2 separate regions of the Homo sapiens genome follow, and region 2 is linked to region 1. A link is an interaction called in ENCODE POLR2A ChIA-PET data of the cell type or tissue named here. Cell type or tissue: GM12878. All regions are shown on one strand. Links, peaks and the distances in the headings refer to the core of each region. The heading gives the core; the rest is flanking DNA. Region 1 overlaps CCDC191 (coiled-coil domain containing 191). Region 2 overlaps QTRT2 (queuine tRNA-ribosyltransferase accessory subunit 2).

Region 1 (16,656 bases), core at 5,061-13,060:
ACCTGTAATCCTAGCACTTTGGGAGGCCGAGGTGGGCAGATTCCTTGAGGCTAGAGTTTGAGATCAGCCTGGGCAGCATGGTAAAAAACGCTGTCTCTACTAAAAATACAAAAATTAGCTGGGCATGGCAGTACATGCCGTTAATCCCAGCTACTTGGGAGGCTGAGGCATGAGAATCGCTTGAACCCAGGAGGCGGAGGTTGCAGTGAGCTGAGATCCTACTACTGCACTCCAGCCTGGGTGACAGAGTAAGACTTTGTCTCAGGGTAAAAAAAAAAACAAAACAAAACACAAAAACAAACAAAAAAGACAGAGGGAGAATTAGAAAAATGGGGAGGAAGACTGATGTAGCAAGAAGAGAATGTTTTAGGGTCAAAAAACCTAATCTGGAGTTCAGGGAGCAACCTTTTGTTATCTTTATACCTTGACAATTCACCTACCTGCCTGTTGCTTATTTCTTTGCCTGAAAAATGGAAATAATGACATCTCCCCACATCCAAGTTATTACTGCTATCAGATGAGATGGTTTGTGCAAAAGCCCCAAATGAATCTCTCAGCCTGTATATAGTGGCTGAGAAACAGAAAGAAAACATAGGCAGGCAAAAAGGATGTTTAATAATAATATATTCACAATGACACTAAACTAAAAAAAAAAAAAAGGTTAGTTATTATTTTGGGCCAAGCAGTGCATTGAGTGAGTTACTATAGTACCCTGTTTAGTCTTCACAGCAATCCATAAGATAGATAGATAGGTTCTGTTGCTATCCTCATTTTATGAGAGAGGAACAGGGAGGCTTTGAAAGGTTATTTGTTCAGGGTCACATAGATATTGAGTCCTAAACTTCAAACTCTAAAGCTAAATCATTTATCCAAAGGGAGGTCCTCTGAATGCCCTCACTTATTGCTTATTTGTTTTAATTTAAACAAAACTATAATCAACTTGCTTATCTGTTTTCCCACTCCACTGATTTCCAGTATCTGTGAATTAAACAAGGACAAACAGGTTTTGGTGGAGGTAGGCACCCTCATGGCAATAAGATAGGAACACTATTACAAGGAACAGAAATAAACACCCATGCACAAACATGCAAATAAAAAGAAAACAGCACCAGTCAACATGGTGAAACCCTGTTTCTACTAAAAAGACAAAAATTAGCCGGGTGTCGTGGTGTGTGCCTGTAATCCTAGCTACTTGGCGGGCTGAGGCATGAGAATTGCGTGAACCCAGGAGGCAGAGGTTGCAGTATCATGCCACTGCACTTCAGCCCGGGCAACAGAGTAATGTTGAGAAAAGGGGCATTTTTATACACCCACACAACAGTCTTCATACCTCAAAAAAGCTGGAGGCATCACTGAATACACCCGGCACACTAACTGATGCTCATAATGACACCAAATCACCACTCTTAAAGGGAAGTGCATAATGAAATTAAGAACATTCTGTCCAAATGCTTAAAATTAGAAAACAAATATAAAACTTACTTATACAGAATACCTTATTTCTCAAAGACAACTGGATTAAATAAAACATAACTGTATTTTAAATATTAATATGGCATATAGTATGATTCCATGTATATAAAGTTCCAAACCAGGAAAAACTATAGCATTGAAGGCTGCATACTTAGGAGAAAAGTAAAAAGAAAAGCAAATGTTCATTGTAAATGTCAGGAGAGTAGTTTAAGAGAGACTTGGGAAGGAGCCTGTGCGACAGCAATGTTCAACGTTTTGACCTCAGTGGTGGTAACAAAGGGTGTCCACTTTACAGTCATTCGTTAAGCTGTATTTGTATGATTTAAGCACTTTTCTATATTTGTCGTACATTTCACAATAAATGATGTTGAAAGAGAAACTGAACTTAAAAAATAAAACTATATTTGACTAACAAAGAATACAGTACTTTTGCTTAGGTGTGTTTCATATAGGTCACATCATTTTATTCTCTTGGCAGTTTCCGTGAGGTAGAAAGGGCAGGCCTCCTCCTCCTCCCACTTCTCTTTTTAAAGATGGAACCCTGGAGTCCCAGGGGGTTTATTACATTGCTGGTGAGCCGGGACTCCCACCCCTGACTGGTGTTTCCCCGCTCTCCTAGCCTCCAGCTCATCTCTGCAGACACATTGTAGGAGCAGAATATATTGCTGAGCAATTGTGAAGTCAGAGAGTGAATTTTCCTCACTATCAAAACCTCACCTGTCACTGTGCTCCGCTGCAATCTCATGCTTGCCCTGAGAATCGATCTTCACCTCCCTGACCATGTTAAACCAGGCCCTGAAAATCTTCTTTTGAAGAAAATGTACACAAAATTTTCTTACTTCTTCCTGCAGATCAATCACGTACTGGGGATGAAGACAGAAATAAAAGTGAGACAAAAAATATCAGTTGACAAAGAATTAGAGCAAATAAACAGCACAAAAGACAGAAATGAAACAAAAGAAACAAATGACACTAGAGACATACAAAGAAAAGGATAACCTGGAAGCCAAGAAAATATCCTCTATAATGTATCCTAAAAATGGTAAGAGAACACATGAATAGAAACAGTTATAAGATTGAAGGGGTAAGTTTCTAAATCACTTGAGCACTGTGAGACAAGAAACAAGAAATGACTATAAAAACAAAAGCTGATGGAATGATAACTTACAGTTTATACACACTCCGTGAAACAAACACAGGCTTAGGATTTTACACTAATAAAACACTGATTTACCATTTTCACATTTATTTCAAAGCAGTGAATGGGATTGACTACTCTTTTGTTCTTGAAAAAACATAATGACCCTGGACATTCTGGATTTCATTTAGTTTTCTTAAATAGAATTGAGCAATGAGATGTATTTAAGGTACCCTTCCCTATGTCCTTACCTGTAGCCAGCTCTGGATGACTCTCTTAAGCAGTATTTGGGAATAAAATTGATCAGCCTGGGCCATCTTTCTAGCCAGACTTTCCTGACTACGCTGGAACCACGTCAGCATGTATTTCCTCTGCAGGAACAAAGAGTAATGTTCTTCTGCCACCTGGACAATTTTTTAAATGAGAAATATTATTCCTTAAATTTTAAATCATTTAAACAAACACATCACCTTTGGAAATGATGCTATAAAACACATTTAGGCAGTCGGTAGAGAATAATCTGAAGGTACATGCAGCCTGTGTCCTAAAAGCTTTGACTGTTGACCTATTCTATGGAGGTTATAGATTCACATCATGCATGGCCTTTCAATGCCAGCTCCCTGAAGACCACAGTGATTTGCTGGTTATGGAAATGGAACAACCAACCTCTAAGCCATTACTTCACTTCCCCTGAGTTTTGGAGTGGGTAGCTGGCAACATTCTCAATTTGCTCTCCTGGAGCTTGGACAGCAACTCCACAACAAACCTCTCTTTCTCATGACTTAACCACTGTCTAATTGAGGAAATGCCAATACTTTCAATTAGTGTTGTGGAATGAGCTGTCACCAGCATTGAAATTTAGACATTATCAATAAACCACAAAACCATCTGATAGAAAATAACATGAATAATTTAATGTCTTTTCAACTGAGTATCATTCTATCAAAATAAACATACAAATCAGAATTTATAGATTTTTAAAAGTAACTGTTATATTCTTTTAAGAGGCAAGAGGGGAAAAGCCTTCTCTCTTAGTCCTCTCTAAACAGCGACACATTTTTCTAAGCCTTGTCTAGATATCTGGCACTGTGAATGTGATTGACTCAAGTGAGTCTCTTGGCAGTCATATTTATTGGCCAAAATGACCACCACGGAGGTCTCTGTGGCACCTGAGATTTCTGCCTGTCCTGGACTCATCTCAGCAGACTGAGAGCCAAAAGATGAGATAACATTTTATCTATTTTGAATTTTTAATCATTTAGTTGCATGCACTGGATAAATTTGTTAGGGAAATTTTAGAAATTTCTGCGGTGTCTGATTTCATATATCTCTCTGCAGTAGAGTGAATTACTGTTCTGTTCTCTCTAATAGAATTATACACCCATACCCTTTGCAATGTGATTTCACAGTTCCTCCCTGTAGAGTGGATGGAGCTCTTTCTCTCCTCAATGACTTTGAGCTTGGCCCTTTGATTTGCTTTGGCCAATGGAATGTGGACATAATACAAGCAACGGGTTTACATAATTTGGTTTGGCCTTTTGTAGCTCTGACAGTTGCCAGGTGAAAAGCATGCCCTGAGTAGCTGCTGTAACCAGAATGAGAGGCTTGGGGAGAGACCTGAACTCAATCCACAACTGGCCCACAGACATATGAGTGAGAAATAAATACTTGAGCTGTAAGCCACTGATATTTGGGGGTTGTCTGTTATGCAACTTTATCACAGGCAGAAACCTGACTAATGTACCTTATGGTAATAACTTTTCCCTTACTCAAACTGAGAGAAGCTTCTATTCATCTTACCTTGGGGGGATCTCTAATAAAACATTTTCTCTCATTTTTTCCAACCTATTCAATTACAAAAGTCCTTCTCTACCTTAAAAGACCAAATCAAAAATTGTATCCAAAACAAATACACACATTCAATTAATTTATCTTTCTGGCTTTAAATCACCAAACCCTACCCTCCCCCAAGCTTAACTGGGCATCCATCCTATTTGGAAAAGTCCATTTTCTAATCTGGGGGATAACAGTGGGACAGTGTACCTGGATGTTTTGTTTGCTTTGCATTCTCAATCTCTTCCAAGGCTCTAGACCTTTTTTCCTTAGCAAGACCCTTTCATAATGTTCTTTGGCTATTGCTTCCAGCTGCTGGTTCCTCTTAATTCTCTTCTGCTTCTCAAGTTCTTTCTGGAAAAGATTAAAAAGCAAAATGCTATGATCAAAAAACGAATGAGTTTCATTTCAATGAAAAGCTAATGAATTTAATTTGAACATGTAACCATTGAATGGTGTGTTAATCATGATAACAGAGCTCTGGATAATAGGGCTTTTTCTTTAAAAAAAAGGAAATAATTCTGCTAAGAGGGTCAGGAGAAGCTGGTCATGAGTCTACAAGAATCAGGGCTATGCATATTCGTGGATTTATTCAGTATTGTTCACAGAAATAATTTCTCTCTCACCAAGTAACTAAAAGGTAAAACATCTAGTTAGGAGAGCAATCAGGATTTTCCCCCTCATTATATGAAAAACCCAGCCATACAGCCACTTCATTTAAACTATGGGATAGAGATTTAATGATACTCCATTAAAAGTCTGGAAGAATATTCTTACTAGTATTTTTCTTTTTAAGTGAAGAACAATAAGTCCAGAGGCAAGTTAAAGATAGTTGATCATCATTAAGCTACCTTCCCTCTTCTAAGAAGGAAAAAGATGAACTATTCCTGGTAATACACTGAGAAAAGACACTCCATGACCCTCAAAGAACTGCACCCCTCAGGGGTGTGACCAAGAAAGATGACAAAAACTTAATGATCGACCCTATAGATATCATTATTTCCTTTTTTCTCTTTTAATAAAAATAGCTTATTGTAAAGGTGAGAGAAAAAGAAATCTACCCAGAAAGGGGGAGTGGGAGCAAGTGACACCTGCAGTGAAAGACACAAGAGCAACAAAGACTGAAGACTGCTTTCATAGTCGTCATCTTTGCAGCATAAATACAAAAACATTTAATTTAAGCTGATTTCCTTTACTTCATACGATTTCACATTAGGAAAAGGGCAGTGGTGAACTGGCTGATCCTGGCAAGCTACTTAATGTGCCTGAGCCTTCTGTGAGAGAAACATTACAGAGAGAGCAATGGAACATTTCTAATATGGAAGGAAGAATTGCTCTAATTTTCCAATACAAACTGCCTATTTCTGTGAAAGCTCTGAAAAATGAAATGTCCATATTCTCTTAGCCATTAAACCAAAACAAGCTTTATACTCTTTATTTCAGGCACTTGAGATACTTGTTGAATGAAATGGCCAGAGAGAAAATTTACAACAATTTTCTCATGCATAGTAAGAGGAAGCTGAGGGTTAAGTGGGGAGGAAAACAGAAACTGACCCTTCCACATCCACTGAAATGTCAGTGTAGCATTAAGGCAGCAGCTGCATCTTGCAGAGAGACATCTAATGCAGATAATAACCTTTGGAGAAGCCCTCAGGCTCAGACAAAAGAACTTGTTCCCATGCAGAGATAAGTTATGGTGTAACTATCCTCCTAGAATAATTACTGGCTGGTGTTAATCAGCTCCAAAAGGAAAATTATTTTCAGCTGAATTGTGGGGAAAACCAGACTTTTTCAAAGTCTACACTTCCATGGAAAAATATAAAGAAAAACATGAGTTCTGCTTGAGTCAAAATGTTGTATTCTTACATAGCAATTTAATTCAAATATGTATCTCCTCCCTCTATTAAGGGTTCCTCGATAGAACTGGTTGTATTTCATTAATATTACCACATTTTCAATTTCCTGGTTTATAAAATGTCTTTAATAGCACCTGCATCCATGATTTACTGTGAGGATTACATGATATGATGCTGTTTTGAGATGGCACTTATAGTGGGGATCTATGTAGCTAGGGGTTTCATAGAACACAGATCACTGAGGCTAAAAAGGGATATAAAATCTGGGCTTCTTTCTGAAATAAATGTGTAGCTTTGTCAGCTAGTATGCTTTAGGAGAAAAGCCAGAAATTACAGCTATGTTAAAAAAAAAAGTACAGGGCAATTGACACTGCCCCAAAACTCTTGGCCTTCTGTCCCTTGTACGCTACTCTCCCTTTGTGCTCTAGAATATATTCCTGCTTACCCACTCCTGTGATTTATACTCTGCTCTTCTGCATCACGAATTTCTCCCTCACTACTGGATTATTCCTATCAGTATGCAAATATGTGCCAGTATCTCCCCTCTTCAAAACAAAAAAACAAAAAAAAAAAAACCAAAAATAAAAAATAACTAACAAAAAACAACTAGAGACCATGAGTATAGATGCGGATCTCTTTCTCATGAGCTCCACATCTATCTCTGATCTCAGGAGATCCGCATCTGTACTCATGGTCTCTAGTTCCTCACCTATTCTCTCCTCAGCCCACTGGAATGAGGCTCCTTTCCTAGAACACCACTGAAAGCCCTGTTGCCTAGGTCATGAATGCTTGCTGGGCTTCCAAATCAAAGAATCACTTATCTGTGCTACTTTTAATTGAACTCGGTAGCATTCAGCCAAATTCACCACTCCCACCACTCCCCTAACAGAAATACTTTTTTCTCTTGGTGTTTTGATTCTAAACTCTCCTGTTCTCTTTCTACCTCACTAGCTCCTTATCCTCTAAATAGCTATTTATAGTCCTTAGGACTTGATCTTGGACTCTCATTTCTACTCTATCCAGACAATCTCCCAAGCTGATTACAGCTACTTCCAGACCATTATAAACATTGACTTGTTTTTCACTTGCGTACACAGTCTTGTGGTCCAGGCTTATATACCCAAGCACATATCTGACATGTTCATTTGGATGTCCAATAGGTATCTCACATTTAACATGCCCCCGCCAACTAGACACTGTGGAGGCCGCCTCAGCATCCAGGAGCTCAAATATCACCTCCTCAGAGAGGTATTTCCCATACTGCTTCCACCAACTATACCACTCTCTCCCTACTTCTTTAGTCATTACTTTGATTATTGGCCTGTTTTCCCCAACTAGCATAGAAGCTTTCAGACGGCAGGGCTGTTATCTGTCTTCTTCATTGCTACATTCTAACATCTACGTAAGTAAATGCTTTACAGATATTTGTTCAGTGTGCAAATATGCTTGATAAGCAATTATGGAAAAACTTTAAATCTTGCCTTGTCTTCTCTGATAAAATTATTTTTTCAACCGCAAACTTCAACTGTCCATCAATCAGAAGTATATATAGCCATAAAAGTTATTGCCTGTTAAGTATAAGCATTTAATAAACATACAGGGGGGTGTTAAGAAGAGGTTAGATTATTATTTTCAGAAGGTCACTTTGTGAGACCTCTGAGTGGCCACCTTACTGTGGCACCCAACATGCTTTTCTGGCAGGGTCATGGGGACACTAAGCTGTAGCCATGTCTTGCCTCTGTACCACCTCTTGCTGAATATAGAGGACAGGTCTGTCATGAGGGCTTATCCCTGAAGAATTCTTCCAGTTCCTTTATCTAAAATGGTGTCACAGCACCCTATACACACATAACTGGGCTTATCTCATAATATCTCTCCAAAGAAATATATATGATTGCCCCAGAGACTTTCTTTATCATATCAACAGTAGGGTTTTTTTTTATCTATGTCATTAGAAAACATGGTACCTCTGTTGGACAATTTGCTGGTACACTCAATGAGCAAAAATACCCGCCCAAATAGAAGAGGTTAAGCAGAGTTCAACCAAACACATCTAGGATACAAATGATTCAGAGAAGTCTCAGAAGGCACTTGTTCAGAAGTGCCACTATCTTTTTGATATCCAGAGGAATAACACTACTATGGCCTTGGAGGTTGCTTACTGGGAAAAGTTATATAAAGCATATAAGGAAGTAAAGAATTGCTTGGCAGAACTTGATGGGTAAAAAGGAATAAGACCTATGAAAATCTGAGTGGAGAAGCACACTGTGTAGAGCATCTTTGTCCAGAAGGAAAAGAAGACAATTGCCATGTGCATTTTATATCTAAAGTTGTCCTCAAAGAAGACTCAAGTATAGCCAGCCTATAAATGCACCTATCTCAATTTAGATAGCTCCAGTTGACTAATGAAATGGAAACTAGTCTATGTGACAAAATCTTCTTATCTATTGCTATGAACTGCAGCTTCTAAAAGGAAAATGTTTGGGCTTGATATAGTGAGAGAAATAAAATGATCTCTTGGTCAGTAATGTATTTTTCACCATTCTTGTTCTGCATAAGTTTTCTTCCAACAAGGAAAAAGCTGGTCATGCAACAAATTAATGACTTTTTGTGAACTGATCAGAGATCTGAAGCTACCCCCAAATTTGGAGAGACAGGCATCTTCAGGGAGGCACAGGACCTAAGCATTTGTTTACCGGAGGCAGAAGCCACTGGATACCATATGAGTAAGACAATTAAACTAGAAATTTTGGTGAACTGATGGAGGCAGACAGTGAGTGGGCCAGCATGAGAAGGTTGAAGCTCCTGGGGATCACAGTCATGGGGGTGCTTCTCATCCCTTTGAAGGCTTTTCTTATAAGAACGCTACCAGGCTCTCACAGAGAAGATCATGGAGAATCCACAGAAAGTTTGCACCATGGTTCTGGCTGGGGAGAGGCACAGCAGCAACTGCAAAATCTTCCCAGAGCATTCTTCCTTAGGAAACAAAAGGTTTATCTGTCCTAGCAACCAACCCAGTACACTGGCAGATTAGCACTGCATCTGAGGGAAGGGGATTCAGGGGATTCTGCCCAGACAAGTCCTCCCTATCTCACTTAGGGGTTGGGGAAGCCTTATTCTCCAGAGGGAAGGTCTTTAAGGTCACAGACTGAGACAGTGGTGGATACCCACTGCGGATAAAGGGAAAAAGGGGGCAGAAAAAAGCTCTACCACTGGAGTGGGAACAGAAATTATCTGAGTGCTTAAAGCTGTGCATTCCAAACACTGAGACTTAATCAGAACAGAGAATGCTCCCCATCGTCCACACCCAATCACCACACTTATATAAGCTTCCAATAATAATAGTGGATTACAGCTGAGAAAGCTGTAAACAACAGATTCTCTCTGGGGAGCAGCACAAAAGGAAGACCCAAAACCAAAAGAGGAAGCAAAAACAAAGTCACTAGAAGACATTAAAGTCTCTGATGTCTACAGCATACAGCAACAAACCTCAACAATGGTGACCACGGCAACAACAAGCTTCAAACATAGCCCAATTCCCGGCTAAATTAGTACAAATCTCCACACTCTAGGCCAACGTGTTGCAGTTTCTATTGCCCTGAACAACAGGTCTGGCCTTCAACAAAAAAATACAAGGCATACCCAAAGACAAGAAATAAATACACCCTGAAAAGATGAGCCAATCATCAGAACAAGGCTCAGATATGACAGAGATGTTGGAACTATCAGAGAGGGAATTTTAAATAACTTCCAAAAATAATGTTAAATGTTCTAATGGAAAAGGTAGACATCATTCCAGATCAGATAGGTAATTTTAGCAGAGACATGGAAACTATAAAAAAAGATTCAAAATAAAAATGCTAGAAATAAAAAAACACATGGTAATAGAGATAAAGAGGCACTTCAACTAGCTTACTGCTAGAAGATACAGCCAAGGAAAGAACCAGCTAACCTGACAATAGGGCAATGGAAATTACACAAACTGAAAGGCAAAAAGAGTGAAAAACAAAATAGTGCATCTGAGAGCTGTGGGATAATATGAAACAATGTAACAATGGCATAACAAATCCCATAAGGAAAAGAAAAAGAATGGGGTAAGTGAAATAATTTGAAGAAATAACGGGCAAACATATTCCAAAATCAGTAACAAAACACAAAATCATATATCCAAGAAGCTTAAGACCACCAAAGCCAAGACCAAACCAACCAACCAACCATACCTAGATATATCATATTCGAACTGCTAAAAATCAAAGACAAAGAAAAAGTCTTGAAGGTAGCTAAAGGGAAAGACCCACATTACCTACTGTCATGAACTGAATGCTTGTGTCCCCCTAAAGTTACTGTGTTGAAGCCCTAACCCCTAGTGTGGCTGTATTTGAACATAGGGCCACTAAGGAAGTAATGAAGGTTAAATGGGGTCCTAGGGTGCAGCCCTAATTGGACAGAATTAATGTCCTTATAAGAAGCGATACCGTGGTGTGCTTGCTTGCTCTCTCTCGCATGCGCTCTCTCCCTCTCCCCTCTGTCTCCAAACAGAAGCACCAAGGAAAGACTGTATGAGGACACAGTGAGAAGAAGCTGTCTGCAAGCCAAGAAGACCCCTTTCCAAAAGCCAACCATGCAGGCACCCTGATCTTGGACTTTGCAGCCTCTAAAACTGTGAGAAAACAAATTTCAGTTATTTATCCACCTAGTCTGTGACATTTTGTTATGGCAGCCTGAACAGAATAAGACACCCACAAAGAAAGAAAGGTAAGAATTACAGTAGATGTCTTGTGAGAAACCAGGCAAGCAAGAAAACAATAGAGTAACATCATTAAGGTGTTGAAAGAAAAAAAAAAAAAACACCTGTCAACCCACAATTCTATATCCGGCAAAAAACATACTTTAAAAGTGAAGGAAAAATAAAGACTCTCAGACAAATAAAAACTGAAGGAATTCACTGCCAGCAGATCTACCCTATAAGAAATGGTAAAGAAAGTTCTTCAGGCATAAAGAATATAATATAGGTTAAGAACTTAGCTCTACACAAAGAAATGAAGAGCATCAGAAACAGAAGAAATAAAGTTAAATATAATCATCTTATTTTTAATTCCACTGAGAAAACTAATTGTTCAAACAATAAGTTTAACAAGATATTGGCTATTTATAGTATACATAAAAATATGACATGACAACAATACCAAAAGGAATGGGAGGAAGGAACTGGGAAATACTGATAGAAGGTTCTTTCACTACATGTAAAGTGTTATTTGAAGGTGGAAAGAGATCATTATTATTATTTGAGATAGGGTCTTGCTATGTTACCCACGCTTGTCTCAAACTACTGGACTCAGGCAGTCCTCCTGCCTCAGCCTCCAAAGTAGCTGAGATTACAGGTACATGCTACGACACTCAGGTAGAAGGAGATTATTTTAAAAATGTAAACACTAGGGTAACCACTAAAAATATTTTTTAAAAGAGGACCAGGTGCAGTGGCTCACGCCTGTAATCCCAGCACTTTGGGAGGCCAAGGCAGGTGGATCACGAGGTCAGGAATTTGAGACCAGCCTGGTCAAGATGGTGAAACCCCATCTCTACTAAAAATACAAAAATTAGCCGGGCGTGTTGGTGGGTGCCTGTAATCCCAGCTGTTCGGGAGGCTGAGGCAGGAGAATTGCTTGAACCCAGGAAGCGGATGTTGCAGTGAGCCAAGATCATGCCACTGCACTCCAGCCTGGGCGACAGAGCAAGACTCCATCTCAATATATATATATATATATTTAAAGAGGTATAAAAACTCCAAAAAAACACAATAAAATAGAATCATAAAGATGCTTAATTAAAACCAGATAAGGTAGGGAAAAAAGAAAAACAAAGAATAAGTACAACAAATAGAAAATAGCTAACAAGATGATAGATTTTAATCCAGTTGTGGCCGGGTGCAGTGGCTCACGCCTGTAATCCCAGCACTTTGGGAGGCTGAGGCAGGTGGAGCACGAGGTCAGGAGTTTGAGACCAGCCTGGTCAAGATGGTGAAACCCCATCTCTACTAAAAATACAAAAATTAGCCGGGCATGGTGGCGGGCGCCTGTTAATCCCAGCTATTCCAGCCAAGACGGGTGGATCACCTGAGGTCAGGAGTTCGAGACCAGCCTGACCAGCATGGCAAAACCTAGTCTCTACTAAAAATACAAAATTAGCCAGGCGTGGTGGTGCGTGCCTGTAATCCCAGCTACTCAGAAGGCTGAGGCAGGAGAATCACTTGAACCCAGGAGGCAGAGGTTGTGGTGAGCAGAGATCACGCCACTGCACTCCAGCCTGGGCAACAAGAGTGAGACTCCATCTCAAAAAAAAAAAAAAAAAAAAAAAGATTTTAATCCAGTTTTATCAATAATCACTTTAAAGTTAATGGGCTAAACATAATAGTTAAAAGAATGAGATTATCAAATTAGATGCTAAATCAAGACATAGCTATATGATGTCTATAAGACATTCAATTTTATAAGGCATATATGTAAGTCTTTTTTTTTTGAGACAGAGTCTCGCTCTGTCACCGAGGCTGGAGTGCAGCAGCTCAATCTCGGCTCACTGCAAGCTCCGCCTCCCGGGTTCATGCCATTCTCCTGTCTCAGCCTCCCAAGTAGCTGGGACTACAGGTGCCCACCACCACACCCGGCTAATATTTTTGTATTTTTTTAGTAGAGACAGGGTTTCACCATGTTAGCCAGGATAGTCTTGATCTCCTGACCTCATGATCTGCCTGCCTCAGCCTCCCAAAGTGCTGGGATTACAGGCGTGAGCCACTGCCCCTGGCCATGTAAGTCTTTTTAAACATACATGCACCTAAGAACAAACCTTCAAAGTACATGAGGCAAAACCAGATAGATATGAAAGGAGAAATAAGTCTCAAGTTTAGTTAGAAACTTCAATAGTCCTCTCTCAATAACTGATAGAAGCAGGCACAAAATCAGTAAGAATACAGATATAGATACCGTAAGACACAGTAAAACATACTCAAACAATGTGACTTGGCATTTCTAGAGCAGACCAATGGCAGCTGAGTACTATAGTACTATACATATTCTTCTCAAGTGCACATGGAACATTCACTGAGATAGACAATATTCTGGGTCATAAAGCAAAACTTTACAATTTCATGCAATGTACATTCTTGGAACATAAGGAACTTAAACTAGAAATTAAAACTAGAAATTAAACTAGTAAAAAGTTATCTGAAAGTCCTCAAATATTTAAAAATTAAAGAATAAACTTCTTAATAACCCATGGGACAATGAGGACATCTCAAGGGAAATTAAAAATATTTTGAACTAAGTAAAGATAAAAATATCAAAATATGATATACAAGTAAAAGAGTACTTAGAGGGAAATTTACAGCAGTAAATTCACACACTAGAAAAGGAGAGGCCAGGCATGGTGGCTCATGCCTGTAATCTTACCACTTTGGGAGGCCAAGGTGGGAGGATCTCTTGAGCCCAGGAAATTAAGACCAGCCTGGACAACACAGTGAGACCCCATCTCTACAAAAAATTTAAAAAATCAATTGGACATGGTGGTGCATGCCTGTAGTCTCAGCTACTCAGGAGGCTGAGGTGAGAGGATTGCTTGAGCCCAGGAGTTTGAGGTTATAGTGAGCTGTGATCACACCACTGCATTCCTGCCTGGGCAACAGAACAAGGCCCTGTCTCTAAAGAAAGAAAGAAAAAGAGAAAGATCTGAAATCAATAACTGAAGTTTATATCTTAGGAAACTAGAGGAAGAGAGCAAACTCTTAAGGAAGGAGGAGGACAGAAATAAAAATTAAAGCAGAAATCAATGAAATTGAAAAGAGGAAAACAACAAAGAAAACCAGTGAAACCAAAAGTTAGTTTTTGAAAAGAAATAAAATTGATAAAACTGATATCCAGGTAAACCAGAAGAGAAGATATATATTGCCAATATCAAAATTTAAAGAGAAGACATCAATACTGATCTCATAGACATTAAAAAGGTCATAAGAGAATACTATGACCTCTGTTCCAAGAGACTTGAAAACTTAGATTAAATGCTCAAATTTCCTGAAATATACAAACTACCAAGTTTTACTCAAGAAGAAAAAAAGAACTGAATAGCTCAATATCTATTAAAGAAATAGAATATGTTATTTTAAATCACTTTAAAAAAGAAAACTCCAGGTGAGGGATAAAAGACTACAAATTAGGTTCAGTATATATTGCTCAGGTGATGGGTGCACCTAAACCTCACAAATCCCCACCAAAGAATTTACTCATGTAACCAAATACCACCTGTTCCCCCAAAACCTACAGAAATAAAAAATTTAATATAAAATAATAAAAAAAGAAAACTCCAGGCCCAGTGGTTTCACCAGTGAATTCTACCAAACATTTTAGAGAGAAATAACACCAACTTTACATACTCTCTTTCAAAAAATAAAAAAGGGTATACTTCCCCCATTTTATGAGGCTAACCATTATCCTAATACCACAACAAGACAAACATAATATAAAAAAAAGGAAATGCAGGCTGGTGTGGTGGTGCATGCTTAGAATCCCAGCTACTCAGGAGGCTGAGGCAAGATAATTTGAACCCAAGTGTTTAAGACTAGCCTGCGCAACATAGTGATAAAGCACCTCAAAAAAAAAAAAAAAAAAAAAAAAGGCCAGATGTGGTGGCTCATGCCTGTAATCCCAGCACTTTGGGAGACTGAAGTGGGCGGATCACAAGGTTAAAAGTTCAAGGCCAACCTGGCCAACATGGTGAAACCCCGTCTTTACTAAAAATACAAAAATTAGCTGGGTGTGGTGGCGCATGCCTCTAATCCCAGCTACTCAGGAGGCCAAGGCAGGAGAATCGCTTGAACTCGGGAGGTGGAGGTTACAGTGAGCTGAGATCACGCCACTGCACTCCAGCCTGGGCAACACAGTGAGACTCCAAAAAAAAAAAAAAGAAAAACAAACAAACCCCCCCCCCCAAAAACCAATTTCTTAACAAAATACCAACACATGAAATCTAACAATATATAAAAATAACACACCATGACCAAGTGGAGTTCATCTCAGGAAGGCAAGGATAATTTTACATTGGAAAATCAATCAATGTAGTTTACCGTATTAGTAGAGGAATTAAGAAAACTACATGATCATATCAAAGATGCAGAAAAAGCTTTCAGTGAAATTTGTAATAAACACTCTCAGCAATCTAGGAATAAATGAAAATTCCCTTCATCTAATAAAAGACATTCATGAAAACCCACAGCAAACATCATACTTAATGGTGAGATACTGAATGCTTTCCCTCTAGATCTGAAACAAGGCAAGGATGTCTTCTCTCATCATGCCTATTCCATCTCATACTGGAAGTCCTAACTAATGTGATAAGGCAAGATAAATAAGTAAAAGGCATGCAGATTGGAAAGGAAGAAATAATATTGCATTTATTAGCAGACAACCTGTTTACCTAGACTATTCCAAATAATTTACAAAAGTACTTCTGGAACCAAAAAGTGAGTTTAGCAAGATTGCAGGATACAACACCAACATACTAAAATGAATTATGTTCCCATATTAGCAATGAATAAATGGAATATGAAAGTTTAAAAAAAACATTTATAATAGTGCCCCAAAAATGCAGTAGTTAGGTACAAATCTAACAAAATGTGAGATGTGAGGAAAGCTATAAAAACAATGATGAAAGAAATCAAAGATATAAATAGAGAAAAGACATTAGCAAGATGGTGGAATAGCAGCTTTCTACCATCATATCCCCGCAGAAGCACTGATTTTGACAAGTACCCATGGATGAGAGTACTTTGTGGAAGTCCAGAAGTCCAGCAGTGAAGTTCCAGCACATCACTGGACACACTGAAGAAGGTAAGAATAGTTTCACTTTATCTAGGTCACCCCTCCCCCAAGGCAGCATAGTTCAATGCCAAGAGAGACCCCCACAGCCTGTGATTCCTCCCACGGAGGAAAGTGAGAGGAGAGTGAGTAAGCATTCAGCTCCCTCAGCTGTGTAGGCTGCTGCCCAAGAGGCCCACTTCTTTCTTACCTTACCCAGATTACTGAGGTAATCAGCACAGCTGAGTGGTTCGAGGAGGCTGGGAACAGGGAAGAAAGGCCACAGACCCTACTAACCAATAAACAACCAAATGAACAAAGGCCACAGACCCTATAACCAATAAACAAATAAGGAGATTGAATGAGTAATTTAAAAATCTAACAAAGAAAAACCCAGGACTTCATTGGTGAATTGTATCAAACATTTAAACGGGGACTGTTGTGGGATGGGGGGAGGGGGAAGGGATAGCATTAGTAGATATACCTAATGCTAAATGACGAGTTAATGGGTGCAGCA
Region 2 (16,656 bases), core at 4,859-12,858, 90 kb after region 1:
TTATGGAAACAGAACTAAAGTTAGATCATTTTGTGTAATGTATATACTGACTTTATACTTAATTGAAAAGCCTACTATATGACCAATTAACATAATAGTCTGCAGCGTTGTGTTAACAACAGAGATTTTAAAGGGGCAAGAGAAGGAAGAAAATTCAAGTATTCTGAAGGAGTTGATCTTTGCCAGTTTCATGTCTCACAGAACCACTAGCAAGTTGAAGGCCTTCGTTCTGGCTAATGAACCTAGCCTAATTAGTTAGAACTCTTGAATAATGGTGTAATTCAAGACAGCATTTACCATGATGTAACTTATTTGGGTGAGGAGAAGAGGGCTCCAGTTGTACAGAGTATTTACAGAATGACACATTATTATGTTATGTATTTTTCTGTTTTGCTTACAGAGCAGAACATCATGAAGTCTTGACAGAATATAAAGAAGGAGTTGGAAAGTTTATAGGTAAAAATTAAGTTACTTATATGTGCCTTGTGATGTGTTAATTTGGAGTTTGGAGGTGCTGTTACCTCTTTGATCTTTCATTCATATGTTTGTTTATTCATAAATTTAATAAGTATTATTTGAACATCTAAGAGCCAGGCATTGGCAAGTCAAGATTGAATAGGAAACAGTTGCTGCTCTCATGGAATTTGGAGCCTAGCTGGGATAAAGATAGAGAATTCTAGTAAAAATTGTGGTTACTGCTTTACAGGATTAGGGATATGTATGGATATCATGACAGGCCAGAGGGCAGAGCATATAACCTGCTCTAGGGTATATGTGCAAGGTGGTCAGAATAAAAAACGGATTCTTTTTTTTGTTTACGCCTCCATAAAAACCCAGAGAAAGGATTCTTGAGAGAGAAGTTGAGGGGCATTTTAGCTGGGTCAAGGAAGAGTAAAAGTTACCCAGGTTAGGAGTGGGAGCCCAGACAGGTGTGGGGCAGATGCTGCAGGCACTGAGTATCTGACTCAGCGGTGAGAACTTGCATGGGGCATTCGTGAGCTCCAAAGTAGTCTCATCATGCTTGAACCTCAAACATGCAGGGGAGGATGAAGCGTTTGTATATGGCTGTATTCTGATATGTTAATATTATCCTTTATTCCAGAAATAGGATTTTATATGCAGATGTATGCATCTATTTATTTATAGGAAAAGCTTAGCAGTGACAGCTAGAACATCAGTTCTTCTATACACCGCTTTCTCCTAACGCTTTTTCTGGTATCTAGGACTCACTTGAATGAAAATCCTGTTTCCATTGGTTATTCAGTCTTCTGCTTCTGAGAGCAGCTGCATGATGTCCTGTTGGTTATCACAAAGCCCTGTATTTTAGTAGAGGAATTTATGGAATATCATTCTCCTTGACCTGAGCCCAATTTTAATAACCAGCTTTAAAGTATACAAGCATATAATTAAATGAAAATAGCTAATGTAGGCTTTCTAGAGATAATTGTAATAATTGAAATTATGGAAAATAAAGTGAAAAAACTGCAGAGGTTTTACACTTGCTTTTTTTTCACTGGAATCCTGTTTTATTTTCCTTAACGAAAATGTGGGCTAGCATATGATATTTAGGCACATGGTTTACTAAACTTTTTTTGCATTTTTTAAAAAATGATTGTCTTTTTGACTGAAGAACTTAAGAAACTGTCATCGTGAATCAATGAAACTTACTAAGAATGGGATCCATTTGCAGCATCCTATAGCTTCTCTAAAATTCTGCCCCTAGGGACCCATGATATTATTGAGATTTATTATTAGTGAGATCACTTTGTGGGCATATCATTTTATCTTTGCGGTAGCTAGTTCCCCTTGGATGGTACCTGGAATAAGCATATTTGATAGTAAATTCTTTAAGTAAAGTCAAATGAGATCAACATGTCACTAAATACTTTCATTGTATATTGTGCTTTAAGATACATCTTTCCTTTGTAGCAGCTCAGTACCTATTTATTAGACGTGAAGCTTTATATTTCTTTCTTTAGATTAGTAATCTTTTTATACATATTGATAGGCCTTCTCTAATTCCAAGTTCAGATACAACCTATTGACAGTGTTTAGAGTTGCTTTATTCAGCAGTACACATTGCGAAGCTGCTCCCTGCTATAATACAGTGTCATTGTTGATGTAAGCACTTTCAAGGGTTCTTTTTTGTGTTTATACAGGCATGCCAGAATCACTCTTGTACTGCTCCCTGCACGATCCAGTCAGCCCCTGCCCGGCTGGTTATGTAACAAACAAGGTGTGTTTTCAGAAGGGTCTCCAAGGCTGCAGCTTTGTCCCAGGAAGTCAGCCTATGGTGTATCCCTCAGATGCTCAGATCCCACTGTCTGGGATGATCCCTTATACCTTTTCCTTATTTCGATAATTATAGTGGGATGGGATGGTTTATAAGACTTAGAGTAGGGCTGCCTAAGGATGAGGTTAAGATGAAGAACACTGTATCCTCAGCATTTTCATTGTTGCAAAAAAATTTGAGGGTAGAGGAGGGTCAAATACATGCCAAAAAAAGAAATTGCTATGATAGGGGAAAACGATAGTCTTTCGGCGCCATGCTTTGTTGGATTTTTAACAACTTCAGGAAGAGTGGGGAAAGTTGCTGATGAGTATTATCACATGTATAACTATATATAGTAGAATCTCAATATAATATTGTCTGCTGGGTCTACAGCCAGAGATTTTGTCTAGTGAAGAACAGTATCAAAAGCACCTCATTAAAAGTGTTAGGCTGAGAGGTGGCCCCATTGGCATTATCCCTGAGGACAGCATTCTGGCAAAGCTTCAGTGTGTACTGCTACTTTACAAACGCAAATACTTTTCCTGCACTCACTTTATTAATGTCAGCAATATTTATTAATTGTGCCCCTCAGAACACTGTTTTTACTCATTCTCCTGTTTTAAGTTTCTATTTATTTTGTAGTTTGAATTCTAGAGAAAATACTTTGGCTGGGTATGGTGGCTCATGCATGTAATCCCAGCACTTTGGTAGGCCAAGGTGGGTAGATGGCTTGAGCCTCAGGAGTTCGAGATCAGCCTGTCCAACATGGCAAAACCCCATCTCTACTACAGATACAAAAATTAGCCAGGTGTGGTGGCACACGCCTATAATCCCAGCTACTTGGGAGGTGGAGGCAAGAGAATCACTTGAACCTGGGAGGCAGAGGTGGCAGTGAGCCAAAGTCGCACCAGTGCATTGCATTCTAGCCTGGGTGATAGAGCGAGACTCTGTCTCAAAAAAAAAAAAAAATACTTTGACTTCCATTTTCTACCCAAATTGTAAGGGAGAGAGGAATCATTTAACCAGTAATTCTGATGCCTTAGTATAAAATAAAACGACTATATGTTGGCCTGCCATCTATGTCCTTGTTGATCTGAGAAGAGGGATCTGTAGGGTAACCAAAGATAGAATTTTTTTTTCCCTTTTTTTAACTTTTATTTTTGTTTCGGGGGTACGTGTAAACATTGTTACATAGGTAAATTTGTGTCATGGGGGTTTGTTGTACAGATTATTTCATCACTGAGGTATTAAGCCTAGTACCCAATAGTTACCTTTTATCCTTCTCTCCCTCCTTTCACCCTTCACTCACAAGTAGACCCCAGTGTCTGTTGTTCCCTTCTTTGTGTCCATGTGTTCTCATCATTTAGCCCCCACTTATAAGTGAGAACATGTGGTATTTGATTTTCTGTTCCTGCATTTGTTTGCTAGGGACAATGGCCTCCAGTTCCATCTATGTTCCTGCAAAAGACGTGACCTCATTCTTTTTTATGGCTGTATAATATCCCATGGTATATATGTACCACATTTTCTTTATCCAATCTATCATTGATGGACATTTAGGTTGATTGCATGTCTTTGCTATTGTGAATAGTGCTGCAATGTACATTTGCATGCATGTGTCCTTATGGCGGAATGATTTATATTGCTCTGGGTATATGCCCAGTAACGGGATTGCTGGGTTGAATGGTAGTTTTGCTTTTAGCTCAAAGATAGAATATTACTAATATATACTCTCTTGAACTAGGAGATTTAAGTCTTTAATTCTATATCTAACTCAGTCTAGTAAACACTAGATATTAAAAATGTATAGGGCCCTAGACTGTGCTTTTGGGATACATACATGAATTGGGATACTCTAGTCAGACAAATAAAGAATGGTGTAATAAGTGCTATCATTTCTATAAAGAAATAAATACAAATTGATGTAAGAGCATAGAGGAGTGAGTGATCGATTATGTCCAGGAGGTTTGGAGATCAGATTAATATGTGAACTCAGTGTCTCAATGGACACGTAGTATTTTGCCAGGCAAAGAAGTAGAAGTTCCAGCACCTAGAAATAATAAATACTTGAGGTGATGGATACTTAAATACTCTGACATGATTATTACACTTGCCCTATATGTAAGATGTCTCACATGTACCCCATAACATTATACAAATATGTATCAATAAAAAAAAGAAAAAGAAATACGGAACTGTCAGTCAAAAGGAACAGTGTGATCAAAGTCTGTGGTATATTCAGGAACAGCAAGGGTTAGGTAGGGGTGGGGCAGGTGGGATAGGGGAGAGCAGAAGATGTTAGAAAAGTATAACAAAGAATTCTTGGTGGGTAGCTCAAAAGTTGTCTTATATGACCACTGAAGGATTATCTGTAAGCTATAAGATCCTATTACCCACCATGTCTGGATATTGAATTGTCACCATCTCTGCAGTTGTAAAGAAGAATTATTGCTTTATCATTTTAATTATTTTATTTTTATTTGCATTTTACTCTTGCTAATTCCTCATCATTTTGCTCCATGGCAGTCTGTGTCTGTGTGGAGTGTTGCAGGACGAGTGGAAATGACTGTTTCCAAGTTCATGGCAATTCAGAAGGCCCTTCAGCCAGACTGGTTCCAGTGCCTCTCCGATGGAGAAGTATCTTGTAAGGAAGCAACTTCCATAAAAAGGGTCAGAAAGTCTGTTGACCGATCACTTCTTTTCTTGGATAACTGTCTGCGGCTGCAGGAAGAGTCAGAGGTAAGGCTGTGCCACTAACCACTCCTTTCTCTTGACACTCTTGCCTCCCTTACATTCTGTGATACCACCTTTTCTGTTCTTCCTCCTACTGCTGTGCTCCTCACTTCTTTGTCTATTTTACTCTCTATTTTTATTTTCTTTTTGAACCTTAAGTATTATTGTTCTCTAGGTTTCTATCTTAGGTTTCTCTTTTCATCCCTTTCTATATGTTGTCCCTGGGCAGCCTTCCCTTAGTTTTAATTGCTGAATAATTCTTAAATTGTATATACTATCAAGATTATTCTACTTAGCTTCAGAATTATGTAATTACTGGGCTATAGGTAGGTTATGTCACTAGAATATCCCTCAAACTCAGAAGTGACCGGATTCATCATTTTATCTCCACAAACCTGTTCTTGCTTTTGCTCTTCCTCAATACTTTATCTCCATTTATGGCATCCACCAAGCTCCTCAGCCCAGAAATTTGAGCTTTTCTTTTTCTTTTTTGAGTCTCACTCTTGCCCAGGCTGGAGTGCAGTGGTGCTATCTCAGCTCGCTGTAACCTCTGCCTCCCAGGTTCAAGGGATTCTGCAGCCTCAGCCTCCCGTATAGCTGATATTACAGGCATGCACCATCACACCCGGCTAATTTTTGTATTTTTAGTAGAGACCGGGTTTCACCATGTTAGCCAGGCTGGTCTTGAACTTTTGACCTTAGATGATCTGCCCGCCTCTGCCTCCCAAAGTGCTGGGATTACAGGCTTGAGCCACTGTGCCTGGCTAAGAAATTTGAGCTTTTCAAGACTCCTTTTTTTCATTCACATTTAATATCCCACTGTTCACTCTTCCTTGATTCCATTTGCCTAAATATGTCTAGAATCTTCCCCTCCTTATTGCCACCTTAAGCCGTAACTGCATCATCTCTTACGTATGTAATTACCTTTGAATTCTTCTCTCTGCCTCCATTCTCATTTTTATCCAATCCATCTTTCAGCCCTGTTATCCAAAAGATCTTTGTAAAGCACAAACAAGAGCTCCTTGCCCACTTCCCTAAAAGAATTTAATGACTCTCCACTTCAACTCTTACATGGCATGGACAGCCTGCTGTGATGTGGCCTCTACCTACTCCTCCAGCTCACTGTGGGCTACTTTTTCCTGTGACTTGCACTCTGACCTTTCTGAGTTGCTTGGAATTCCTTGAGGCATTAGCTTGTTTCATTCTGTACACGGATTTCCTTCTGGACTGTTTCTTGTTTCTGCTTTTCTTATCTCTAGCTATATTCCCTCTTTTGTTTCCACATGAGGCTCATTTCATTCCATGTATCATTCATTTTTTTTTTCTTTTCTTTTGAGACAGTCTCACTCTATTGCTCAGCCTATCAGGCTAGAGTGCAGTGGGGCAGTCTTGGCTCACTGCAACCTCCAACTCCAGGTTCAAGCAATTCTCCTGCCTCAGCCTCCAAGTAGCTGGGATTACAGGCATGCGCCACCGTGCCTGGCTAATTTTTGTATTTTTAGCTGAGACGAGGTTTCACGATGTTGGTCAGACTGGTCTTGAACTCCTGATCTCAGGTGATCCACCCACCTTGGCCTCCCGAAGTGCCATGTGTCATTCTGTAGAACTGGTTCCTGATAGTTCCAGGGAATTCAATTCATTCTTTGCTACCCCTTTAATTAGTATGTAGCTATATTTTAGCCCCAATCATATTGTATTTCAATGATTTCTTTATGCATTTGTCTTCATTAAACTGTGGCCTCTTTAAGCTCAATTTCTGTGTATAAGTTGGGTATCTTCATCATGCAGCAGAATGCCTTCCCTGTCTTATTCACTGGTTCCTCTTATTCTGAATGCCCTTCAATATTGAAGCTCTCCAAGATTCGGTTGTTGGCTTTCTTTTCTTCTCCATATATTACCTGGGTTAGGGATGGCGAATGGGTTTCATCTGACATATTGTAAGCCCTCAGTAAATGTTTGCTGATGGTGAATGGTTATGATGGGGTGAAGATGAAGCTGTAGTGGTAAATCAGGGATACTGATAGCAGAGTTAATTAAGTGGGAAAAGGATTCAGAGAACAGTAGAGATGAGGGAACAGAAGATAGTGATCAGAGGAGAGAATTTTAATATTTGAGATCATGTATGTGGAGTAATCCTGAGCGATGATCACATCCCACTATGGCAAGCGCATTGAGTTTGAGGAACATCATTATATTGAATTTAGCAATAAAAATATAATTTGGCTAATAAAGTTAATATAAATGAAATAATTAGAGGAAACATAGTTATTCTGAATAGAATTCACAGTATATGTAACAAGAGTTTGGTGTGGGGACATTGCTGTGTGTCTGGGCAGTTAGTGTTGGTGGCTTGCTAGTAATTGTTTTGAGCCAGTCATTATCCTTGTAGGACTAGTAATGTTTGGGTAAGTAGAAAGCAGGACAGCGAGTGTGACAAAGATGATTATTAGAAAGGTCAGATGAGCCTCAAGTCCCTCATCTGTGTTGTTGCAGTCAGCCTCATCATTTCATATTACTTCTGCATATTTGTGGGGGTTTTTTTGTTTTGTTTTGTTTGTTTTTTTGAGATGGAGTTTTGTTCTTGTCGCCCAGGCTGGAGTGCAGCGGTGCGATCTCAGCTCACTGCAACCTCTGCCTCCCAGGTTCAAGCGATTCTCCTGTGTCAGCTTCCTCAGTAGCTAAGACTACAGGCACACGCCACCACACCCGGCTAATTTCTGTATTTTTTGGTAGAGATGGGGTTTCACTGTGTTGGCCAGGCTGGTCTTGAACCCCTGACCTTTTCATTCGCCTGCCTCAGCCTCCCCGAATGCTGGGATTATAGATGTGAGTCACCGCGCCCGGCCTTACTTATGCATATTTATTGGTCAAACGTGTAGTCCCTCTCCATACCCTTTATTATTGTCTTGACATGATTATTAATAGTGCCCCCCCATTCTTCCATTTTAGATAATAAATTATATGATCGTGCTTCTTACACCCAGGAAAGGGAGTTTCCCGAATAGTCATGCTAGTCGTATAAGCAGGCAGGCCTATGTAACTCTCTGCTTTGTGTTTCTGCATACATCTTTTCCCATGATTCCCTCCCTGTCTTATTGACTGGCTCCTCTTATTCTGAATGCCCTTCAATATTGAAGCTCTCCAAGATTCGGTTTTTGGCTTTCTTTTCTTCTCCATATATTACCTGGGTTAGGGATGGCGAATGGTTTCAACCGAGGTGGTCGGGTGCAGCAAGAAGAGAGTCATCTGTTAGTCACATCTGCTGTGGAATCAGGAGTAGAGAGTGGTAGCATCATGCCAAGTGTCTGCCATTCTAGCCTGGGCAATCATGTTTGTATCACACATAGCCTTATCTTTAGGTTCATTTAGGTTCAGTGGCTGAATTAAGATTGCCATTTGGACATCCTGCTGATTCCTCAAATTCAGAACACACAGAACAGAGTAATCATCTTGCTTCATCCACTGTTTTTCTAGGAGTCCCTGCCTTTTGCTCTTATCACCATCTACCTGTACTTGCAAAACAGGAGCCAGGAGTCATTTGAGACTTTGTCTTTATCCTCTCCTTGGACAACTAATCAGTCAAGTTATGTTGATCCTACTTCCTGATAGGTTTCAAGTTTTATCTTTCCTCTTCATCCACACTGCCACTGCCTTAGTCCGGATCATCTCATCTTTCACCTGGATCATTAAAGTTGTCTGCTATTCCATTCTTTAATCGTACTCACCCTTAATTTATTTTTCACACGGCAGCCAAAGTGTTCTTTCTAGAGGAATAGTCTGATTATGTCCCTCCTGCTTAAACTAAAGAGTGAGATTCTCTCTTCACAGTGTTCCAGGCCTCCTCTCCATCCCTTTCTTCTACTGGAGAGCCATTGTTGATTTGTGTATTTTCTTGCAAAACTTATTTTTTGCAATTACATACACATAATTAATACATAGATATACATGGCTGTATTACATCAGTATGATCATATATTCAGCAATTTGCTTGTTTTTCATTTAGCAATATCCTGAAACTCTTTCTCTATAAATGCATATATTGCTATTATCTACTGCATTCTTTTTAAACAGCTGCGTAGGAAGCCATACTGTGTATATATTATGATCTACGTAAGCCTTTACTCTATGGATAAACATTTAGGTTGTTTCCAGTTTTTCATTATTCTAAACATCTTTGTAAATAAACCTTGGCACATGTGAATGAGTATAGGAGAGATTGTTAGAAGTGGAATTTTAGGATCCATAGATAAAAGCTGGACATTTCAATAAGTGCTGTCCACTTTCCTTCCTAAGACGTTGAAATGATTTTTACTCTGTGTTTATCAGGTTATGTACGTACCATTTCCCTTACAGTTTCACCTCTACTATGTTGTTATCTATGTTTTAACCTTTTTGTTATTATATGGGCAAAAATGGTATCTCGTTGTTTCCAATTTTGCATTACCTTACTAACAAGGTTTAGTAGTTCTTCATACGTGTATAGGGCATTCACATTTATTTGTTTGAATTTCATATTTACGTATTGTACCTAGATTTCTATGAGGTTGTCATTCATTTCTTTAGAGTATTGGTTGGAGCTCATTTTATGCTGTAGATATTTAAATATTCCTCCAAAGAGTAAGTTCTCCTTTGCCTTTGTTAATGGTATACTTTAGTAGAGAAGTTTTACTGATTTTTTTTTTTTTTTTTTTTTTGAGACAGACCCTTGCCCTGTCATCTAGGCTGGAGTGCAGTGGCGCAATCTCCACTCAGCGCAGCCTCCTCCTCCTCGGCTCAAGCGATTCTCCCACCTCAGCCTCCCGAGTAACTGGGACTACAGGTGCATGCTGCCACACCCGGCTGATTTTTGTATTTTTAGTAGAGATGGGGTTTCACAGTGTTGGCCAGGCTGGTCTTGAACTCCTGACCTCAAGTGATCCACCTGCCTCGGCCTCCTGCTGGGATTACAGACATGAGCCACCATGCCTGGCAAGTTTTTGTACTCAAACTTGTCAACCTTTTCCTGTAAGCTTTAGCTTGTTTAGGAAGGCATTCCTTACCCCAAGATTGTAAAAATACTCAATATATTCTTCTAAAACTTGTATAACCATATTTTTTATGTTTAGCTATTAGGTCCATTGAATTTGTTTTTAAAATGGATGGTGTGTAGTAGTGGTCTTTATTTTATTGGTTTGTGAGTAGATAGTCAGTTGTCTCAACAGTTTCTAAGTTCCTAAAGTTATCTCTAGCTAAGAGACTTGGAGGTAGTCTAAAGCAGGCCTGGATAGTCATTTCACAAATTAAAACTCTTATTTTGTCCTTTTCCTCTTGAACCTGTTTAGTGTACATTTTATTTATTTACTTATTTTTCTTGAAACATGGTCTCACTCTCTTACCCTGGATGGAATGCAGTGGCACAGTTTCAGCTTACTGCAACCTTCGCCTCCCGGGCTCAAGCCACCCTCCCACCTCAGCCTCCCGAATAGATGGGACTACAGGCACAAGCCACCGTGCCCAGCTAATTTTGTTTTTTTATTTTTTGTAGAGACCAGGTGTCGCTATGTTGCCCAGGCTGGTCTTGAAATCCTGGGCTCAAGTGATCCTCCTGCCTCGGCTTCCCAAAGTGCTGGGATTACAGGCCTGAGCCACCACACCTGATCTAATTTAATCTAAGCCAGAACAAGACTGCATATGTTGAATGCATCTTTTTCCTCAGTCTTTTCTTACCTGATTGGTAAAGTATGTTTTTCAAAGTATGTTCCTCAGAGCCTTAAAGGTTCTTAGGGAGGAGGGAGCACCATCCCCTTTAATGCTTCAACTACAGCAGCTTCACTGAGGTCTCTTCTATACATTGGACTTCCATGTAAGGTTCATTTAAACAAAGGTCTCATACTGAAAATGGTTAAAAACATATCATCCTTCTTACCTCAGGTTCTTCAGAAGAGTGTGATCATTGGAGTGATTGAAGGTGGAGATGTGATGGAAGAGAGGCTGAGGTCAGCACGAGAGACAGCCAAGCGGCCTGTGGGTGGCTTCCTTCTGGATGGTTTTCAAGGAAATCCAACAACCCTGGAGGCTAGACTACGCTTGCTGTCATCAGTCACTGCAGAGCTGCCGGAGGACAAGCCAAGGCCAGTGTTCGGTTAGGACACAGGCTGGCCTCAAGGGATGCAGGGAAGGAGTGCTGGCCGATTGTATATTAAATAGTGTCTGTGCATAGGCATGCCTTTGATGTTTTGTTTATGTCCTTTCTGGGCTGAGTCTGCTGAGGTGCTGAGGCAGACTGTAAGGGGAGTTTCCATCAAGGCTGTCCTGGCCTTGATTTCAGAATGTAGAGTAGAGGATAATTGCCATTTGAATTATGTTATTTGATCCTCCTAAGTGAGAGCAAGTATTATACTGTTTCCCCTCATTCTTGTGCCAATTACAAATATTGTTGTTATAATATGGTACCTGGAGACCAAGTGTAAAGTCACATGGAATGCTGGTTTAAATTGAGGAAAGTTGAGGACAGATCTGGGATGACTAGTGAGAAGATGAGCTCCACCAACAAGAACTTAAGAAGCTCTTAGATTTGAGGCTGGTAGTGAGTGGTGTCAATTTTTGAAATTGAGGGGACTGACAACACTAGTAGGATTGGTTCTTATGTTTCCATAAATTGCAGGATTCACCTTGTGCTGATAAGAAAAGACGATCTGCAAGATTTGAAGCTACAAATTCTGAGTTTCTGAATGCAGCTGATATCGTATTAGGCTACCCACATTTTTTTTAATGGTTTGTTATCTTAATGTGAATATTCATGCTTTTTTCCTGCATGTATATTAAGAAGTTTGGTTGTGGGGTGCTGCTCCATAGTCTCTAGAGCTGTTGGATAGTATATAATATGTGTAATTTTACTACTTTTTTTTTTTTTTTTTTTGAGACGGAGTTTTGCTCTTGTTGCCCAGGCTGGAGTTCAATGGCATGATCTTGGCTCACTGCAACCTCCACCTCCCGGGTTCAAGTGATTCTCCTGCCTCAGCCTCCTGAGTAGCTGGGATTACAGGCATGCGCCACCATGCCTGGCTAGTTTTGTATTTTTAGTGGAGACGGGGTTTCTCCTTGTTGGTCAGGCTGGTCTCGAACTCCCAACCTCAGGTGATCCGCCTGCCTTGGCCCCCCAAAGTGCTGGGATTACAGGCGCGATTTTACTACTTTTTTAAAGATCCAAGTACAACTTGGAGGAAAGCACGTGAATCTTACATACAGCTCAATTAATTTTCACATGTCTACACTTGTGTAAACACTACCCAGAACAAGGTATTTCCATCACCTTAGCCAGCCTTTGATCCCCAATTTTAACCTAGTTCTTTTGTGTTCATTGCTCCCTCTCCTGTACTTGTTTCACTCTGGTGCACATAACACTTCAGCACCAGTATTTCTAGACATTTTCTGGACTTCTTCATGTTAAGTGCTCACAGATGTCTGTTACTGAATTTGAAAGCTGGATTGTTTTTCTTTCTATAAGTGTGTAGAAATGCCAGCTTCAGTTGGATAGGAGTTCTAAAACATTACATCACTTGAAGGAAACTGTAGTCAGGAAAACCAGCATATATTTGTAAGAGTTCTGCTTATTTAATATTACATGAGCCTTTTTTTTTTTTTTGCATTTCTGTGCCAGTTCATAGAAAGGGGCTATAGGTAGTAAAACAAACATAAAAAAGAGCAGCAGCCAGCCAGCCCTGATTTAGTACATCTCCACATCTGTTTTCATGGAGTGGCAAAACCTGGCCGAGTGCCATTAATAGTCTCAGAATGCCTTACCTATTACAAGTTGAGTATCCTTTATCCAAAATGCTAGGGACCAGAAGTGCTTGAGATTTTGGATTTTTTCAGATCCTGGAATATTTGCAGAGTACGTACTGGTTGGGCATCCCTAATTTGAAAGTCCAAAATCCAAAATTCTCCAGTGAGCATTTCCTTTCAGTGTCATGTTGGTGCTCAAAAAGTTTCAGATTTTGGAGCATTTTGGATTTCAGATTTTCGGATTAAGGATGCTCAACCTGTACCTTGGAAACCACCATCTTATTCCACAGTGCAGACTTTTTATTAATGGAGAAAATATAAAGAAAGCCAACTAGATTCTTAGATCCTATGGCCAGAGGTGAAATCCTGACAGCGAGAGTTGCTTTGTAAATTAACTTATGAGGGATATAGTGGATTAAAATGTCTTTATTGCACCAATTATGAAAAATTATAGGCAAAATACAGTTAAAACAAGCAAAATATTTCAGCAAGAAATAAAGCACACAGCTTTGCACTCCTAAAAAATCTATATAGTGTATAGAAGATAGGCTATAAAGGGCTATAAAGTTTAGTTTATGACCAGGGAGGTTGTTCAGAAGGATGATAGTTGAGAGGAAGCTAACCTTTATTGAACTTCTCTCTGGGATCAGAAACTATACTATGGGCTGGGCGTGGTGGCTCACACCTGTAATCCCAGCACTTTGGGAGGCCAAGGTGGGCGGATCACCTGAGGTCAGGAGTTCAAGACCAGCCTGGCCAACATGGTGAAACCCCATCTCTACTAAAAATATAAAAATTGGCTGGGCGTGGTGGCGGGCGCCTATAATCCCAGCTGCTAGGGAGGCTGAGGCAGGAGAATTACTCCCGGAAGGTGCAGGTTGCAGTGAGTCGAGTTTGCGCCATTGCACTCCAGCCTGGGCAACAAGAGTAAGACTCCCTCTCAAAAAAAAAAAAGAAACTATGTGCTTTTTCAAATATCTCATTAATCCTCACAACAATTCTGTGGGGGTATATATTATTTGCTCTTGTTTTTAAGATTAGATAACTAAAACTCAGAGAAGTTAAGTAATCTTTCCAAAGTGACACAGCAGATACATAAATGACAGAGCTAGGATTCAAGCCCCAGTTTTTCTGGCTCCAAAGCCATATGTTCTTTCTGCTGCATGTTGCTGTCCACTGCCTGCCACTCTAACCATGATTGGTGTTTTTCATTATTACTATTTTTTTAGTGCCTTGTTCATTAAAAGGACTTTCTGATTTCCTTCCTTGCATTGTCCTCATGTCACTGTTCTTATTCTTACTTTTACAGGCTCATATCTGGTGTTAGTCGGCCAGATGAGGTGCTCGAGTGTATTGAAAGAGGAGTGGACTTATTTGAGAGTTTTTTCCCTTATCAAGTAACAGAGCGGGGATGTGCCCTGACTTTCAGTTTTGATTACCAGCCGAATCCTGAAGAGACACGTAAGTCTTTTGAAGTTTATCTCTTATCCTTAAGTTTCTTCCATTTCCTGTTAATTTTTGGCTTGAGTCACAAGACAGAAATATGTATATATAAAGCCAGTCTTTTACAAAACTACATCTCTGTTTCTTATCTGTGTGCTCTGGCATGTTGGCACACAAATCCAGGTACTTAATACTATACATGTAGCTCATCAATATTAGGATGTGATTTTATAGTGAAAAGAACCAAGAAAAACAAAACCTCCTCTGTTAACAGCCTGAAAAAAGAACATTCAGAGTGAATTGTGATGAAAATCATAAGAAAACCTTTGAACTGCTTGGTAAAAGTTAACTTGTTTTCTCACAAAAGAGTTTTTGTCTTTGCTTTGCAAACCCTATGCTATTAAAATACAGGGAGACTCATGATCCTCTGATCCTAGTGTTACTTCTTGCATTTTTTTTTTAATACACCAGGCTTTGAAAGCTATTTTCCTTTGCTAATGTTGCTTTGAAGGACTGCCATTTTCTTTTATTATTTAGTTATCCAGAAGTTAAGAAAGTCAGTTTCGGATTCTAACACTTACCTGGAGGTAGAAAAGGAGCTAGGATACAGACTTTGGGCTGGAGTTGCTTGAAGTAGGTTTTCAGGAGAGTGTCGCCTGCCCAGTCTTCCCTCTGGCCTTCAGAAATGACCTTTCCTTTCCTTTTCCTGCTGTCCTTGGAACTTTTCCTTAACCACATCAACCTTACATTTGAATAGGACCAGAAACTTCCTTAAAGGTTCATTTTATTCCTCACAGGTAACTAAAATTTCATTCAGATGTTATACTTTTATGAAGCAACTTAACCATTAATCTAAATGGAATTACTCCTGGAAACAAAATAAATCAAGTTGATCAAATTCTTAAATATATAGGAGGTCAATTTTACTGTCCTTTTAGACAGACCAGAATATAATGTATGTGGATAGGTATACCATTAACACTATAAATTTTCACATCTTCATTTACAAACTGAATTATTTCCACCAGAACAGAGGTAACTGTTAGTCATTCAGTACCAGGAATATGCAAAGCTCTAAAAAGAACCTGATTTGAGTTCTCTGTAAAGAACAAGATCATTTTTGGCCAGAGAAAGCCAAATTTCTTCATGATTAGGAAAAAGGAAATAGTTTGAATGTTTAAACAAAGTATTATTAACTCTGTGTGTGTAGTAAATTAAAGTCCTTTGCCAGTTACATAGTGAAAATTCCAAAGAAATTACTTGGCAGCAGTTCTCCCAAATGACAAGAGTTTTCTGAAGTGTCAGGGCTTAAAAAAAATTCTTTTTCAGAAATAGGGTCTCACTCTGTTGCCCAGGCTGGAGTGTAGTGGTGTGATTATGGCTCACTGCAGCCTTGAACTCCTGAAAAAAGAACATTCAGAGTGAGTTGTGATGAAAATTATAAGAAAACCTTTGAACTGCTTGGTAAAGTTTAATTTGTTTAACTTTAATGGGCACAAGCCATCCTCCCACCTCAGCCTCCCGAGTAGCTGGGACTACAGGTGCATGCCACCATGCTGGGCTAATTTTTAAATTTTTTGCAAAGACAGGATCTTGCTGTGTTGCCCAGGCTGGTTGTGCACTCCTGACCTCAGGCGATCCTCCTGCCTTAGCCTCCCAAAGTGCTGGGATTACAGGCATGAGCCACTGCGGCCAGCTGAGAGCTTCATTATGGTTTCCCACATCAGCATGCAAATTTATGGGAACAAAATTATAACAGCTCTGTGCCCAGTGCTCAGGTTGCTTCTCTTATACCTTTGACCTTGATAAAATTACCCTCTTAAGACCACCTGTCTTTCTCCTGGGACCAACACTGAGATTTGTTATCATTTGTTCCCAAAATACCCCTTAACTACTTGTCCCTGTTCCAGGCAGTTGGCTTTTTGTAGAGTAGCTGGTGTTTCTTTTGCTGTGCAAAGAATGTTTCTTCTTAAAGCAGAGAGTTGAAGGGAACAATTCAGGTTGCCATTTAATTCTGTGTAGTCTGGGTTCCCTAGAGGGCCAGTGTCTCCATATAGAATACATACATTAAAACCATGTTCTACTTCAATCTATTTGGAATATAGGTAGTTCAAAGCCAAGTATATTTGCATGTACATTATGATAAGGGATAGTGATAACCCCACCACACACACACACACACACACACACACACACACACACACACACACACACGCAACCAACAGTTAACTTTTGGTTTATTTATTTTGCCCAGGCTGGTGGTGTACTCCTGACCTCAGGCAATTCTCCTGCCTTAGCTTCCCAAAGTTTTGGGATTATAGGCATGAGCCATCATGCCTGGCCACCAATGTTTTTAAATTATTTCTTGATGATACGATTATATGTTATATACTTGTAACTATAATTTGCTTAGATATTATTGAATCTCTAAATTGTTTTGGTGT

Evidence for each region. Peaks named below come from ENCODE experiments on the same cell type or tissue, not always from the same donor. Only the 100,000 strongest peaks of a DNase experiment are listed, where the experiment ranks them.
Region 2: POLR2A ChIA-PET joins it to region 1 with 11 read pairs; 2 of 35 experiments call an interaction of 5 or more read pairs at or near these places.

Annotation. Positions count from the first base shown.
Region 1 is chr3:113,975,996-113,992,651 of GRCh38, forward strand. It overlaps CCDC191 (coiled-coil domain containing 191), which reads right to left. Exons shown (of 17, transcript NM_020817.2): 14 at 4,655-4,798; 15 at 2,863-3,015; 16 at 2,191-2,336. It also overlaps a transcript of ZDHHC23 not described here and the pseudogene ATP5PBP8. Among named protein-coding and RNA genes, the nearest start is that of ZDHHC23, 36 kb to the left of the region's middle. RefSeq lists enhancers at 9,657-9,736, 9,817-9,866. In GM12878, for the core only: no CTCF peak of the experiment used is centred there; a DNase peak (open chromatin) is centred at 9,796.
Region 2 is chr3:114,065,828-114,082,483 of GRCh38, forward strand. QTRT2 (queuine tRNA-ribosyltransferase accessory subunit 2) reads left to right here. Exons shown (of 10, transcript NM_024638.4): 4 at 401-456; 5 at 2,160-2,236; 6 at 4,799-5,011; 7 at 10,916-11,115; 8 at 14,079-14,230. Among named protein-coding and RNA genes, the nearest start is that of QTRT2, 17 kb to the left of the region's middle. In GM12878, for the core only: no CTCF peak of the experiment used is centred there; no DNase peak of the experiment used is centred there.